2 separate regions of the Homo sapiens genome follow, and region 2 is linked to region 1. The links are chromatin contacts, found by Hi-C or POLR2A ChIA-PET in ENCODE. All regions are on one chromosome and are shown on one strand. The core of a region is the stretch at or near the end of the contact, and the rest is flanking DNA. Distances in the headings are between cores, read along the strand shown.

The links. Hi-C counts contacts between places; a loop is a spot of excess contacts on that map. ChIA-PET counts read pairs that join two places held with the same protein, here RNA polymerase II (POLR2A). Pooled maps may share reads with other maps.
Region 2: a loop to region 1 is called in a map of OCI-LY7, with 3 times the contacts of the local background. The contact joins two enhancer-like sites. A Hi-C loop is called at or near these places in 1 of 168 maps with a recorded cell type or tissue (OCI-LY7), 13 of 37 single-sample maps with no recorded cell type and 4 of 50 pooled maps. POLR2A ChIA-PET finds 5 or more read pairs at or near these places in 2 of 52 experiments (B cell and OCI-LY7).

What each region holds. Positions count from the first base shown.
Region 1 is chr10:62,049,282-62,054,211 of GRCh38, reverse strand. ARID5B (AT-rich interaction domain 5B) reads right to left here. Exons shown (of 10, transcript NM_032199.3): 5 at 3,212-3,324. Among named protein-coding and RNA genes, the nearest start is that of ARID5B, 150 kb to the right of the region's middle. RefSeq lists enhancers at 2,530-3,729, 4,768-4,930, 4,904-4,930. Within about 2 kb of position 1,776, at least 2 of the 41 ENCODE cell types and tissues checked have a DNase peak (open chromatin) inside an H3K27ac peak, as active enhancers do.
Region 2 is chr10:62,453,934-62,458,784 of GRCh38, reverse strand. It overlaps a transcript of ZNF365 not described here. Among named protein-coding and RNA genes, the nearest start is that of ZNF365, 82 kb to the right of the region's middle. RefSeq lists an enhancer at 1,259-1,308. Within about 2 kb of position 3,569, at least 9 of the 41 ENCODE cell types and tissues checked have a DNase peak (open chromatin) inside an H3K27ac peak, as active enhancers do.

The DNA of each region.
Region 1 (4,930 bases), core at 527-3,026:
GCCTTTTGATGGTGACAGTTAATTACTAGATCTGTTTTTCCTGACCTGAACACCATACACCTGTTGAGTTCACTAAGTACTTTGGGGTTTCCAAAATGATTGAGGAGGTGCTAATTAAAGAATCAACATTTAACGTTTTCAATGATCCACCACCTATTTGATATTAACCACATCCTTCCACGGGATTGAGTTATAACTAATCCAGCCTTCAACTGGGGCAGTAAGATGTGCTGAACCAGCAATACAAAAAGCTAGAGTTCTAATCTTGGTTTGGTTGCTAACTTGCTAGGTGACCCTCAGTTTCTACCTTAGTAAAGCAAAAATGATAATCCCTGGGAATAGTTCTGAGGACCAAATGAGAGGAAAAATATTGAAAATAATGAAAGTATCACATTTGTGAAATATAGAAAGTATGTTTATGGTTTAAATGAACACACTTCCCACCACAGTTTCCTTTTTTGTGTTCCTTTTAGAATATAAACCACCTGTAATACACTTCTGCCCTTCAGAAAATGCATACGGGATATTAAAAATAATTTGCCTTCTATCAATGTAGGCCTTTTATTAGGGTCCTATGCCATGAAGATTTCTGTTATAGATCACTCTATGAAAGGCCTGGGCCTCAGGTTCACTGCTTTAAGATTATTCCAGAAAAAAATGGCAGGATTTGGGCTGAACACAGTCATGAGATCTTCAAAGAACTGGTAGTTTCCTCCCCACGTGACACTTGCTGTCTTTGGGGAGCCATGTAATTCTCTCTCCGTTGGAAAACATGGTCTTGCAAAGCTGGTTTTCATGTTCTCATTGAGGGAGTGCAACGTTTTGATGGCGACCGGCAAATCACTTGACTTATTTTTCCAGTCATGAACACAACAAACCCAGTGGGTCCCACTCTAAGAGCTTTGCTGTGTGGAGCTGCATGAAGTTGGTGCTTAGTTAGAAATGGTCTGTTTGAGGCACTTTTAAAAAGAAACAGTCACATGGGTCTTGGTCACAAAGTCAAACAGCTCACTGTCCTCTAAGATGCTGCTTTCAATTCAACAGATGATTAGATGGTCACAGACTCATAATCTCTACTGCAGTGTTTCATGAGAAAAGACCATGTTAAGACACACATGCTTTTTAATGACTGTCCTCATCCCAGATGTGGCTTGTTCATTCTGTAGGGATTTTACATCTGCCTGTTGGTGTCAACAGACAAGCTCGTCACACTTCATACCTACTGATCTTTTTGCTTAAGTGGTCTTGCCAGACCCACTGGAAGCAGCCAAGGCATGACTGTAATCCAAGACTCTGAAAAGAGCCAAGCCATTAGACCAGTCCCTAGGAGCTGACTGCAGCATGACATTCATCTGTTCACCATTGAACACCAACGGTGGAAGAATGATCCATCTCTTTGTAAAGATTCTGACGGGCAGCACTGTTGCGGGGATGGAGTAAAGGCGTCACTTAGAAAACCCAGGACTGACTTCTATCCTTCTTGTTAAGAAGTCAGTGAACATCAAATATGGCCCATCTGTATAGCAGGCTCTTGTTCTTCTCGGCTTTGTGAACCCAACAGTGAGTTCTGAGCTGCCTTCCATGGAAAGAAACATTGGAGGTCTGCTCTTTCAGATCAATTGTATGAGTTCTGTAAAATTCTCAGAAGCAGACCTTGGTGGTGATTCCAAGTGGCATGGGAAGGAGCTTTATCCTGCCGGGCTCAGGTACAGAATATGCTGGAGTAAACAAATGCTGTCAACCAAGAAGGATGGGCTGGGCACCAACAGAAGGCATGGGCAGTACAAGCTCTGCTGAATGTTATGGTCTTGAAACCTTCTTGCGCCATTCTGCAGGATCTTGCAAACTACATAGTAGGGAATGAACTGTTCCTGCTGACATCCTTCAAGACGATGGAAACCAAAGTCCTAGGTAGATAGTTCTAGGGCTGAGGTGTCCAACTTACAAGAAAATGTCATTCATGGCATCCATGTGGAGTTAATTCGCAGAAAGTTAAATGTGCAAAACAACAATAACTTTAGGGAAAGAGATTTGTTTTCAGCAAGAAACTGGAAAATACACATTTCTACTGGTTGATCTCTTCTTAACCCTTTGGAATCTTAGAAGTATGAAGAAATTCTAAGCAAAAAAGTCCTTAAAATTTCCTAATGAAACAATGATGCTTAAAGATAAGATTTTTTAGAATGTGAAAGTCTAAGATTTACTTCATTACACTGGGAAGGAGGTAGAGTACATGGCAGAGAAACAGTAGACTGTCAACACAGAACTTAACTCATGTTTTTTTTTTTCTACATCAGACTCTTCCAAATTCACCACTAATCAAAATGGTCCCATTTTCAGAAGTTTAGTTATTTGATCTGGAAACTGGTGTCAGTTGAAATCTGTTCGTCAACTAAAATCCTAAAGGGACGATTGCTGTCTTTAGCACAAAAATAACACCTAAATGCAGTAAACAGAACCATGGAAATCTGACCCAAGCCCACAAAAGTCAGAAAGGTAAGTCTAAAAATATAAAGTGATACTTTACCCTTTGTCGTGCAAAATACTTCAGGCATGCATGCACTTTCAAGATTCCAAAGAATGCTTAGGTAAAAAATTGACCTGGGTCTTGAACAACAGCGTAGAATTTACTTTCATTCTATGTTAACAGAGATCTTTAAAAGTATATAAATGCTTGTGGGCATATGTATACATCTAAATATTTTGCTATGTATCTTTAATTTTAGTCTAATGTAAATTAGAAGTGACTTTGAAAAATACATAACTAAAAAGATTAATTCTAGCTATTTCTAATTTCATCCTCTGTTAATCTCCAAAACACATTTAGATGAACACATTCAGAAAGAGGACGGTTCAGCTGGTCTATTTTTGACACAAGCAGAGTAAACTATGTCATTGTGTCACCCACTATGAAATCTCAGCCTCAATGACGTGGGTGCTTAATCATCTGTCCTTTACTCATAACAGGCCAAACTGGGAGGTAGGAAGTCTTTCTGTTGACTAATCAAAATGCCTACCTCCCCCAGCCCACGGCAACCAGGGGAAGGGAGGTGGCAGGAACAGGCACAGCATAGAGCTTCAAAAGCTCTGAATACCAAAGTCAGATGCTGAATTGAAAACTGCCTCCAAGACACAGGCACAGAGAGATAAAGAGAAAAAGCAAAAATAAAAAGATGCAACGAAATGAATACCGTGGAGTGAATGACCGTACCTTGGCAACGGCTTTGCCATCGGAATTGTTGTTGGAATCCTTAACACCACTGAATGAATCTCTTCTTTGTGGGCATGGTTTCTTTTTGCGTGGTCTGCCTTTAAGATTTGGCGCTGAAAACAAATGGAAAACAATTGATATACATTTTCACTTGCATGGGTTTCTTTATTAAAGACCCAGAATCTCACTACAGTGATCCCTTCTAATTGTTCAGAGAAATGTACAGATCTGTGGCAGGCAGCCCTCATTATTACATGCTTCTCTCTCTGAAGGCTTGCATATTGGTAGAGTATACATTTCTGTACACGTTTCCCAAAGCTAATCTATTTAGCTTTAACATGTCTAATTAATAGAAGTAACACGAAGCTCTTAGCTCTAAAGGATCATGATAAGAAAAATGTCCTTCCACGTTGTTAGACAAGAAGCATTTGGTGCTGAAAAACTGAGCCAGGCTTTGAGCTCAATCTTTGGTTTTTGTTTTGTATCTTGCTTTCCGAAACCTAAGTGACATGCCTGCCCTTATGGTATCATAGTAATGAAATGTTTGAAAACATCTCTTTTACAAAATATTCAGAGACAAGGGCATTCTCTCAAATTACCATACAGATAAGTAGAGAGATAGCTATAGAGAGAGGGGCATTCACAACAGCAAGCTGGAAAACATTATTACATATATTTACTAACAATACTGCAACCAGCAAGTTTCAAATCTCAACAAATCTGACAGATACATTTAAATCAGCATGCTGTCTTTTCCTTTTCAATATATTTTTATGAAGATCTTAAGGCTTATTTAATATAACATCCAAAGATTACACTGGGGTTAGCCTGATTCCATGGGGGTTACACTTTTGAAAAGACAAGATACAAATCAAAGTTCTATTTCATCCTTGATGCTGAGCTTGTTCCTTTTAAGATCTACACAGAAAGTAGGGGGAAAAGGCTGCTGTTTATTGAGAGCTATGACTATCCGGCATCAGCTTTCACATTTAACTTCATCAGTCACCCAAGTCAAGCAAAATTAAAAACAACCAACTAACCAACCACCCCTAGAATGACTCCAAGCTAATGAATTATACCCTAAACAATTTCCTTCAGACCTTTCAAGGCACCCACACTTTTTATTACTTAAGGAGTGATTATGACAATGTCAAATCTAAACAACATGAACCTTCTTGATTGTTGTTAATCTTACTTAGGCAGTTAACCAGTGGTTTTAGGACATTTTTACACTGTACTCATTTTACAAACACAATTAATCCTACTAATTTGATTTTCTCCTCCGGATAACAGTTTTACTGTTGGTGGAAGCTCAGTAAAGCAGAACTGCCTTTAAAATCAGAGAGGCAAAAGTTTAAAAAGAGGCTTTAGGGCTTAGGATCCCCTTCCCACACCCGCTCTCTCCTCTCATTCCCCTAAACGCTGGTCTGAAAGTCCATCCCAGAAAGCCAGCCTGGAATTACCAAAGGTAAACAAGCTCACAAACAAAAATCAAGCAAAGAGAAAGTAGCGATTACCCATTCCAGTCGACAAACATCTGCCTGACTGATGCCTGTGCTCATGAAAGCTACAGCATGTGACTGCTCCCCGGCCACATCCCTGGAAGTCTCGACTTGGTGTGGATGTCAGCTTCCCTCCGAATGCGAGCTGCGAGGCTCAGCGCTCTGCTTACAACTCCCCTCCCCCGGCAGCTCCATTACTCATGTAAACACACAGCAG
Region 2 (4,851 bases), core at 2,320-4,819, 400 kb before region 1:
TTTCTGTGTAACAGATCGTATCATCTCTGAAGTTTGTTCATTCAGGTAGGAAAAAAGACCAAAAACTCAGCTAATATTATTAAAAAATAATAATAAAGTGAGAGGAAGATCCCTGTTTTCCCCAAGTGGTTTTAAGAAACAGCTTTCAAAACTCTTCTAGAAGGGTATTCAATTAAGCCAGTAGCAAAAATGTAACTGGCAAAATCTAATGTTGTTTTAAAAAAAACACATGTGCATGCACCCACATACACACACATTTATATACCCACACAATATTATATATATATGTGTGTGTGTGTGTGTGTGTGTGTGTGTGTTCAAGATGGTGGACTGGATGCTTGCATTTATCTACACTCCTTTTCAAAATTCTGCTGAAGAGTCAGTTAAGGAAATAAATTCATAACCATGCTGAAGACAAAAAAGGAAACCATCAGCAGACATTTTGATACTTTTCTGGAAGAAGGAAAGACAGTGAATAGTATGGATAGATGAAACAGAGCAGAGAAAGCAGCACCCCAGATATACTCAGGAGGAGGCTGCAGAAAGGGTGGAATGTTCTTTCCAAAGAAGCCTTGGGGAATCTTCACGTTGGACATGAACAGATTCAGAACTCAGGAATGGAAAGAGGAGCAAAAACCAAGTGATTAACAGAAGGTTGACCAGAGAATGGTTGCACCGTTTGACTTTTGTCATCTCTCTCCTCTTTTCCCATGCATACAGATGGAGCAGCAAGAGGGGATTCAGAAACCTTCGTCCCCTCCCCAAGATCTGATCTATTAAGAAAATAAGATGTCTCCCTGGGAGAGCTAAGGCTTGTTGTATGGTATTTGGCATTCCACAGTGAAGCCCTCTGTTTTTGGTGTTTTGAGGTGAAAAGAAAGTCATTTGCATGATTCTCTGTACTTGCATCCTAAAGGGAAGCTTGTGGTTGACACATCCCACCCATGTACACAGCCAGCCACCAACCTCAGATATGCTTACTGAGGAGACACACCTACTCAGTGGCAGGGAGCTGCACCTGACACCTAGCCACCGTTGTTAATTACCTAGCCCTTCATTCATAAATATAAACAAATAGCATGAATGATTGAGTTGACAGAGTGGAAATGGGGCATGAAAGAGAACTGTTATACATGTGGTGTCAAAGGATACTATCTAACACCAAAGACTCAAGAAATAAAACTGTAAGTCTATTGTTTAAAGTTATAATTGTCACTGTGGTTTGCCATCTCACATCCATTTCCCCTATATGTAGCTAGCAGAACCCTAACCTTCATTTGAAGTAAGCCTTCCTTCTCCACTCTTAGCTCACATGCTTTGGCAAATGTGAATGTAATTCTACACCCATGATGGAATATGGGACCTAGGTCTAGGCCAAAGTGTACAACCTATGCCCTTGGCCACATCACTTGTTTTGAAATGAGCAAGCCAACCCCATCTGCTTAAGTGGTATAGAAAATTATTGTGCAGAAATATTCTCTGCCTCCTTCTCACTTTCATGGGAGGAGAGTACGTCTCCATTCGGTTGATTTGGGGTACAGTCATGTGACTTTCTTTGGCTAATGAGATGTTAGCAGACATGACACAGCATAGGGTACACATGTTTGTGCAGCTGGTCTTGCACTCTTGTGCCTCTGTCATCACCATGAGAATATGCTTGGGATGGGTCACCGGTCTCAGGAAAGAAGATAAGAGACATATGGAACAGGGCTGAGCTACACTAGCCCAGAAGCGTAAGAAAGATCAGCAGAGCTGTCCATACAAGCCCAGCCTAAATTAGCTGACCCCCAGCTGAGCTCAGAAGTGTGAGCAGCTCCTACTAAGATCAGCAGAACCCCCAACAAGCCCAATCTAGATCATCTGACCTCAGCCAACCCACACATACACATGTTAAGTAAATGCTTATTGTTGTAATCACTGAGTTTGTGTGTGTGTGTGTGCATGTGTGCGCACGTGTGTGTGTTTTAACTGAGCATCATTGTGGTCACAGCTAAATAGCATTACAAGAAAGACAGATGCTTACTTTCCTGCTAGTCTAGAATCTAAGAGGATATGAAACCAGAGCTACAGCTGTGGTCACCACATAGAACTTGAAGATGAAGTGTGCAGACTGAGGACAGCTGAGCTGAAATCGAGTCCCGCTCACATTGAGCTCTCAATTTAGCCTGGTCTAATGCCAGTTCTGCCTCTGATCTTGTTTATATGAGCCAGTAAATTCCTTTTGTATTGCTGAAATCAGATGGATTTGGCTTTTTCTATCCAACTTGCAATCAGAAGAATCTTAACTAATACCAAAGTATACAGGTAACCAATGATAGAAATAAATTCATAAAAATGAGAAGAGAGGGGTGGGGGAGTGGCGTACACAAAATAATTTCTCATCTTACACGGCATGGACAACATAATGTTCAATTCAGTAAATCAAGAAATATAAATATAGGCATGTTTTATGGAGATGATCATGGGAAAGGACTGAAATAAGAAATAAAGTTGGTTTTACTGGGACAGAGAATATGACCAAGGGATGAGGTGTTCATTTTTTTTTTTATCTTATGGAGATCTGTGGTGTCCCATGGGTGGCCACTAGCAGCAGTTGGTCATTTAAATTTAAATTAATTAAAATTTAAAATGCAGCCTCTTGTTCACAGTAGCAGCATTTGTAGTGCTCAACAGCTAGCTACATGTGGCTAGTGGCTACTGTACTAGATTGAACAGATATTGAATCTGTCCATCACCATCACCGCAGCAAGTTTAGTTGGACAACGCTGTAGTGGAGTGTCAGGAGTCACTGTGTAAAGTCAATGAATCAAACAACAGAAGTTTAAATACATCATTCAAAATTGCCCCATCACGATTTCATGGTACAGGCCCTGGAGGAAAAACAGCTTAGTTTCCTTTCAAATCCCAGCTCTGATACTTACAAGTTACTGAACCTTGGGTAAGTCACATTGATCTTTCTGTACTTCAATTCACTTATCAGTAAAATGGCAGAATACATGCAGACCTTTCTCACAAGGTTGCTGTGAGAATTAAATAACCAAATATATGTAAGTTCTTATATTTTGTGCCCAGCATGTGGTAAACATTCAATATTTACTTTTTATTTTCTATCCTTCTCTAAGTTAATTTTATTTTACCATATGCACATAGTTTAAATAAACTATGTATATATGAGATTTATAAATCAGTATTTAAATATAAATATAATATTTAATTTTTATCTCTCATATACAGTATATGTACATATACATATATCTCAGCTCCAGTTCATGGGATTATAGATGCTTTCATTTTCTTCTTTGTACATTTCTATAGTTTCCAAATTTCTGTATTGAACATGTATTATCTTTATCACCAGAAAAAAAAGTTTTTACTTTTAAAGATACCAACATATTTTGAGATGAACAGTGTTCTACATCTGGATCATTTGCTTTTGCTGATTTAGTCCACAGGGGCCCATTACATAATCTGTTGTTAGCCAACTGGGGCTTCATGACCTCTTTCCTGGGCTATTACAAAATCCTCCTGGCTGGTCCCCTTCCCTGTCCAGCTCTCTCCCAGCCTCCCTGTGCTGTCTCCACAGTGCTGCCAGAGTGATCCTTCCACAGCACAACATTTATAACACTCCCCTGCTTAAAACCTGTCAGCGTTTTTCTGTCCTTTACAAGTTAACTGCCCAGTCCAAGGCATGCCCCACCAAAGCCTTCTTATTCTAACCTTGCCTGCCTTTCCAGTCTTTTAACCCCCCACCAAATGTATCCAAGTCTCCACCCACAAACCACAAGGAGGAACATTCTTCTACCCCTTCTCCATTTCCAGTTGGAAGTCCCATTTATCCCACAAGATGTGCCTAACTTTGCACTAATCTCCAAAAGCAGAGCTCAGAGCTCCCACTCCAATCAGCACCACTGTCTCAGAGCCTGTTCTACTGAACAGCAATTATTTGTTTACATTCCAGACTCACCCTCAAGTATGCGCTCCTTGAGGGTGTGGCATCTTTGCCTTCCTGTGTCCAGCCCAGAAATTGACACCAAATAGTGCTTAATAAATGGTTGTTGCACGGATTCAGGAAGAAATTGTTTTAATTAAGATAGTAAATGTTCACTGCAGAAAATTAGAAAGTCTAGATAAATCAGAAGCAAAGAAAAAAAAACATGAAGCACATGTAATACCACCTCTCAGTAACATCAACACCTTGGTATATGTCCACAAGCTAGATTAGAGGTTCTCAAGCTTTCTTGGTTCATGGCACTCTCAGTGTTTCCGTAAATTTGTCTAGCATTTTAGACCAAAATAAATTATGTTTATTATGTAGTTTAGTCCAAACACCTTAATGGTAGTATGTAGTTCCCAGTGTCCAAAGGTGTCACTGTGTTTCCCTAGAAATTTTAGAATATATTGGGATGGGTGTTGCTGTGAATTCACCATAGTGCCCCAGGATTCCTTGGCACACAGTTTGGGAATTACTGGTCTAGACCTTCTAAAAGGATCTTTTAAAATACAATACATTGTCATATTGTACAGACTTTTGTTAACCAATGATTTGTATTTAATAAGAAGTAATACATGACTTTCCTGCTTGGTAACTGCTTATCTACCAATAGCTAATATTTGATAAGTACCTGGTAAGTTCCCTATGAGGAAGGTGTAATGCTACATCATTATCTTCATGAAGAAGCTGAGACACTGAGTTGTACATGAACAGCAAGGTATACGTTTAAAAAGGAAAAAATGAAAAAAGAAACTGAGGCACTGGCAATTTAAGAAACTTTACCAATATCTAACAGGTAGTAAGTTCACAATCAGGCTGCAAACCCAAGAAATCAAGTTTTAGAATCCGTACTCTTTTAA